Regions from separate parts of the Homo sapiens genome. Here region 1 is linked to region 2. Evidence: chromatin contacts called from ENCODE Hi-C data. All regions are on one chromosome and are shown on one strand. The core of a region is the stretch at or near the end of the contact, and the rest is flanking DNA. Distances in the headings are between cores, read along the strand shown. Region 1 holds the start of SH3RF1 (SH3 domain containing ring finger 1). Region 2 holds the start of MSMO1 (methylsterol monooxygenase 1).

Region 1 (3,221 bases), core at 687-3,186, 3.9 Mb after region 2:
TGGGAAGCTCCTCGACACCCGAGCCAACAAGAGTCCTGCACTCGGGACATCTGAGTTCATTTCGAGAACCTACGATCCCCAGCAAACATCGCTTGCAAAACGTATGCTGGCAAGGCAAGACCTTCGCAGAAGCATCAAGGCGCTCTAGACACACCGGACACTCCAAAAGATCCAACAAGGCTGATTCATCCATCTTTATCTACTTTACTGAGAAAAAATCTTCAGAAATGTTCATAGTTGTGTGCATCCCTTAAAATGACTCATGTAACATCCATTTCAGACTTTGCTCTAGAGTCATGGGGAAAAGGGGGAAAAGAGAACATGAGTGTTGTTATCTAGGGAAAAAGTTCAAAGGAGCCAAGAATCAAAAAGTACCCAAAAGTACACTATTCCCTGTCTGAATAGTGTAGCTTTGCTTTGGAATGTGGGTTCCTAAACTCCAAAGTCAACAACTGAAAACAAAACAGGCTTTCTAAACAACGCAAAATTAACCCCTAAAGATATCTAGGGATTCACTGGGCAAACACAAGGCACAGAGTATTACATAATTCCCGCAGAAGGATTTATGAAGTGCAATAAGGAACATAATTTCTTAAGCTCTGAAAGTGGTATCAGCTGCCTTAATAAAGTCTTCAACTCATAGGAGAAGCTGACAGAGGCCATTGAAAGTTTCCTCTACCTGAAATTTACTTTTATATCCAACTAAATTCCCTTTTTTAAGCCACTTTAGCGTTTAAGAAACCATGCCTCATGTAATCGCTCGTGGTAAATGATCCCAATATTAAATACATATGTTTCTTCGCTGTTATTAAAAATAGAACTGTTTAATTTTGCCCAACCAAAAAGAGCTGAAGGTTGACAATTCTAAAAGACACAGATTTGCTTGAAAGCAGCTAAAACAGAAAAGCGCCCTTCAGGGCAGTAGTTGATAAACTCTGAAACACATTTCTGAACGGCCTGTCCTAATCCCATTCAGAAAAGCTGGCAAAATTATCACCAAAAGAATTCGACAATGGAAGGTTGGACTGGAAACTGTGGGCATATGAAAATGAGGCCATTCAGGAAAAAGCAAGCCACTTACTGCGCCGCTCTCCCCCCACCGCCAAAATAAATGTAAAAGTGAATGCCCAGGAGAACGGGAGTAAAAAGATTTGGCTGGGAGCATTAACAGCTGTTCTTGACAAAGCCGGAGCGGGGGAGCCCCAGGGCTGCACCCCCGCTCCCACGGCGCCAAGCACAGGTACTCCCAAGCCCGCAGGGAGGCGCGGCGGCCGCTCGCCGCAGACACACCCCGGGGCCAGGTGTCGGCGGCACCCGGCAGGAGCCGGTCGCGGCCTGGGGCTGCGGCCCGGCCGGTCCCGGCGTGGGGATCTCACCCTACAGCCTCCCTCATCTCCGCCTCCCTTTAGCTCAGGCCGGGGACACAAATCCCTCTACACGACTGCGGGAAGTTTTCAAGGACTTAAAAATAAATGCGCAGGCTTAAGTTGCGAAACTCAGCCCCACAGAGTGCCACGGGGAAGCAGCTTTCTAGCCCAGCCAAGATAAGGCGACAGTCCCCAGAGAGACCGCGCCATCCGGGAAGCAGGGGGTGCTGGGCTGCGCCCGGGGAGACCGCGGCACGGAGCCCTGGCAGCTTCCTGCCCGGAGAAGGCAGAGGCCGCGGGCTGCTCCGCTTCCGCAGGTCCTGATTCCCGGCCCACGGGGACCCGAGGGCGAGGGGAGAGAGAGACCGACCCAGGGCGGGGATGGGGGAATGTCGAGACCACCGCCTTCTCCGCGGCTAGGGGTCCGCCGACGCTGGGTCCCCGTCGACCCCGCGCCGGCCGCGCGCCCTACCTCGCGCCTCGGCTCCTCCTCTTTGTTCGCGGCCCCGCAGCGGCTGCGGCGGCTGATGCAGATGCGGCCCCACCGCGCTCGCCGCTCGCAGTGTCTCTGACGCCGCGGCGGCACCGGGAGACTCCTCTCTGCTGCCCCCCTCACGCGCGCACACACACCACGCCGCCGCCGCCGCCTCCCACTTTCCCAGCCAAGGAGGGCGGAGGAAGAGGAGGAGGAGGCCGGGACGCAGCCGGCGCCCGGGGCGCAAGGGGGCGGCCCCGCGCCACAGCGCCTTCCCCGGGAGCGGGCGCGGCACCTCTCGGAGCCACCCGCCGCCGCGCCGGCCTCCCGCGCTGAGGTGACCTGCGCCCAGTACCCCGCCGGAGCCCGGGGGCGGGATTGGGGCGGCGGCCTGAGGGGGCGCTGCAAGAGCCTAGAGGATGGGGAGCGGGGCCCCCAGGGGACTACGAGGGGAAGGCTCGGGGACGGACGCCTTCTCCCTGAGGAGAACGCGCCTGAAAAATGGAGCCACCGGACGGGAAGGCGGCGGGAGTGGAGGCTGGGGGAAGCAGGAAGAAGCCCCGGGACAGGGTCCCGCCGCCTCCTCCTCCCCCCGGCGGGGCTGGGAGCCCTGGACGGACCCTTCCTCCCCAGGCTGGGCGAGTCGCGGCGCGGGAGGGGCTGGGTCCGCGGAGGCGGCGGGAGCAGCCCTGGCGGGAACCGATCCCGCTGCGCTTTGCGTCTGGTTGCCCACCCCGGACACTTACTTGGTAGAGTCGGAGCGAAGTGTTGCCCCTTAGGGCCGAGAGCGGCGTGGTGAATCGATGGGGACAGTGCCGCGGCCACCTGTCCGCACCCAGCCATCAGTCACCCCAGGACCCAAACCGGAGCAAGCCTGGAGGACCGCTGACCCCAAAGCCCAAGACTAGGAAAACGGTAGTACGGACTTCCAACCCAGGCTCGGGGGCTCTGTTATCCCTGCCCTAAGTGGGGAGAATTGAGTCTGACCTCAGGTGGGCTGGCACCGCAAAGCACGCTGAGAGGCGCCTCTTTTATCTGAGCCTGGGTGGCTGCCATCATCGCAGTAATCTTTGTTTTGGTTGCCCCAAGCACACACCTGTAAACCGAAGTGGAGTTTTGAAAAACATCTTGTCCATAGGTTTTGAGGTTTTTCAGTCTCGATTTAGTGGAGAAGCAAGTTAAAATTTTGTCACTGATCTAAAGTTGACATTACTATATTTGCATTTACCATCAATTTACAAAAAGTTATCCCAAATACCCCTCCTCAAAGGTGGGCAGAAACTAGGTGGTTATAAGAAGAAAGGGTTACAACAGATGATGCAAGAAATCTCTGCCCAGCCACCAACTAGGTTTATGATTTGACGAGGAGTCTCAGTTTA
Region 2 (2,910 bases), core at 76-2,575:
CAAGGGACAGATCCCATTTCTTTTCATTTGACGTGACCGCTGTCATGATACTTTACAAAGAATGTGTGTGCCAAACATGAGGGATAGACGAATAAGTACAGGTCACACTGAATCTAAAAAAGACACTTTTCAAGAGGGAACTTCCTCAAGGAGATAGTACCTGAATTGATGGGGCGGCATGGAGATGGCTGATTATTCCAGGCAGAAGGGCCAGTTTGAGCAAAAGCATGGAGGAATGAAACAATAGTATTCTGTTTTCAGAAGCTGTATATATTTGACACAATATACACATAATCAAAACATGTGTACGCCGTAAACACAATTTTTGTCAATTATACCTTAATAAAGAAGGAGGAAAAAGGGCCTTCACTAGCCCAAATGATGCCCCTGTGCGGTTTTTTCTTTAAAGGCACCTCTTCCGTTAAGTGAAAGTTTTAGTATATTATCACATCTGTACAGTTTTATTATTAAACCCCAGTACACAATATTTTAATGTTGAGAGATGGTGTAAACTGAGCTTTAGAGCTGCAAAGACCTGCGTCAAGCCCCCGCCCCCGCCCCCGCCCCCGGGCACTCATCGTCCAGCACAACAATTGCAACAACACCTGGGCGTTCTCTGCCCATGTAGCGAGGTCAAGGTCCTGGGAGCCGAACTCTCCCTTGATGTTCAATCTTTTTAAATCTTTCCCAGCCTTTATTTCTCATCTGCAAAATGACGATAATCGCATTTGAAATTCTCCGTTTTCAAAATGCAGGAATTTATTAAAGGATACGTAGGCTGGGGAAACAAGGGAGACGAAAGATCTAAATCTAAATGGTAGACCAGAAAAAGGAAGGCAAGGGTGTCTGGAAACACAAAACAGTCAACATAGATTTTAAGACTCATCTATACTCTCTTCTTCCCGGGTTTGGGAACTGCGGTTGCTACACAGGTCACATTTGAAATAAAAGTCCTGGGACGGCGGCCGGCGCGACACTCTCCCCCGCACAGCGCAGGCTCTCACTGGGAATCTGCCGGGACCGCAGTTGCCAAGGCGACTCCGCGCTGCAGGGCGAGGCGGCCATCCGTCTGTGCCCGCCCCCTCACGCCGTGGCGCGCTCTCACGCTTCCCCGCCTCCGGGCGCTCCGCGGTGCCGACCATTGGCTGGCTCTGCAGGTCTCACTATCCTCACTCCATCCGCGGAGCCAATGGCTGGGACCGCCAGGAGCTCGTTCGCGCGAGTCACACGATGTCGGCAACTGCACAGACCAATCACCGCGCCGAGAAGGCGGGGCGGGAGCTCTCGCAGGCCAATAACGACAGGACGGGCCGCCTGGCCCACCCGGCTCCACCCCCAAGCCAGGCGAGGCAGGTTCCGAGGTTGGAACACCTGGCGAGTCCTCGGTGTCGGTGGCCGGCAGTCATCTCGCGGCCGTTCAGGTGAGGGGGTTGGAGGAGTGGCTCATGAGCGAGGAAGGGGGAGCAGGCGGGCTCCCACCCGGTGCTCCGTGAGATCGAGGGGAGCGGGTTCTGGGTGCGGATGCACGCGCTGGGCGGGACGCTGGCAGTGGTACCCGAGACGGGGCGGAAGGAGACTGGAGTGAAGGTGGGCCTAGGCTAAGGTACGTGCTAGAAAGGATGAAAACGGAGTGAAATTCTTAAGTGATGGAACTAGGCTAGGGCATGTTTCTTGCCCTTTAAAATGTGTTGTCTTCGGGAGACAGGACGTAGAAGATAGTTGCAGCACAGGGTGATAGGCTGGCGAAAGTTATACAAAAGCAGGAACCACTAGAAGGAGGTAAGATGTAGTGTGCTTTGGGAGTAGTGGGGTTGGGAAGGGCGTCCGAGAGGAGGTTACTGAAGGATGACTAGGAGTTGAATGGGAGGACATCACCTGTAAGGGAACGATATTTCCGTGGGCAGAGAGGAATGAAGCAGTAGCAACCATGAGTGATCAGATACTGCAAAAATGTGAAGTGTAGGATGGCGAGAATGTAAGAAATGAAGAGTGAAGAAGTCTGGAAGGGCCTCGTGTGCATCAATCACAGCGGGGCTTGATCTTTATGCTTAGGGCAAGCACTCCCTTGAACTTTGAGTGTTTTAAGGAGGTTATCTCTGATGTTTAAATTTATATAGATCGTGGCATTGCATCTTAGAAATAAGGTTTAGGAAGGGCAAGCTTGGAGGCAGGGCAAGTCCAGAAAATGAAGGAGCTGGTGAAATCCGTGTTAAAGTGCCAAAGGACAGAGACTGGCTGACAGCTAAACTTCAAGGTTTCTGAGAATCCACAAATAACTAAATTTATCTAGTCAACCTGTTCCAGAACAGGCTTCCAGTCATTTAGGTTGCCCAAGAATGAGTAAAGGAAAAGGAAATTCAATTTTCCAAGACCTTGTTTCCCCTCTCCTCTTTAATTCCTTGTTCGGTTAGCAACAGTATATCCATTCCCTCGCTCCTTTGTGAAAAGTAAATTCCTGAATGTTAACTAAACCAAGTGTTTCTAAATTGGGTAAGAGTTTGAAGACTTAAGGCAGCAGAATGGGAGAGACTTAAAACGTTATGTCTGAGAATTAGGCATTAAAGGAGGCCTAGTATTTGGGCGGGGGTTGTGAGGAGCACATACTGAACCTTTGGACCTGTTGAGTGAGTTCATGTGCCTCTGAACTCTCTGACTGGATATGACCAGTAAACTTGGATAATTAGATCCTGGAGTTTAGGGGAGAGGGCTAGAGATAGAGATGATGGATGTCAGCATATTTTTAAAACAGAAAATAGTTAAGATCACCCAAGACAATCTGGAATCGTTAGAAGGGAGTAAGGAAGGCATTATTGGGAAACTTTCCAGCTTCAATTCTCATATTTTTTCTAATCTCCTGGTTGAGTCTTTGGAGTTGCTGTTCTCTCTATGCAAAACCCCTCCCTTGACCCT

Evidence for each region. Hi-C counts contacts between places; a loop is a spot of excess contacts on that map. Pooled maps may share reads with other maps.
Region 1: a pooled map shows a loop between it and region 2 (8-fold over the local background). The contact joins the promoter of SH3RF1 here to the promoter of MSMO1 in region 2. A Hi-C loop is called at or near these places in 6 of 50 pooled maps.

The regions. Positions count from the first base shown.
Region 1 is chr4:169,269,020-169,272,240 of GRCh38, forward strand. It overlaps SH3RF1 (SH3 domain containing ring finger 1), which reads right to left and starts at 1,937. Exons shown (of 12, transcript NM_020870.4): 1 at 1,840-1,937; 2 at 1-288. The coding sequence starts at 193. RefSeq lists silencers at 1,158-1,377, 1,618-2,377, 2,418-2,567.
Region 2 is chr4:165,326,344-165,329,253 of GRCh38, forward strand. It overlaps MSMO1 (methylsterol monooxygenase 1), which reads left to right and starts at 1,326. Exons shown (of 6, transcript NM_006745.5): 1 at 1,326-1,421. RefSeq lists a silencer at 925-1,264 and an enhancer at 1,355-1,624.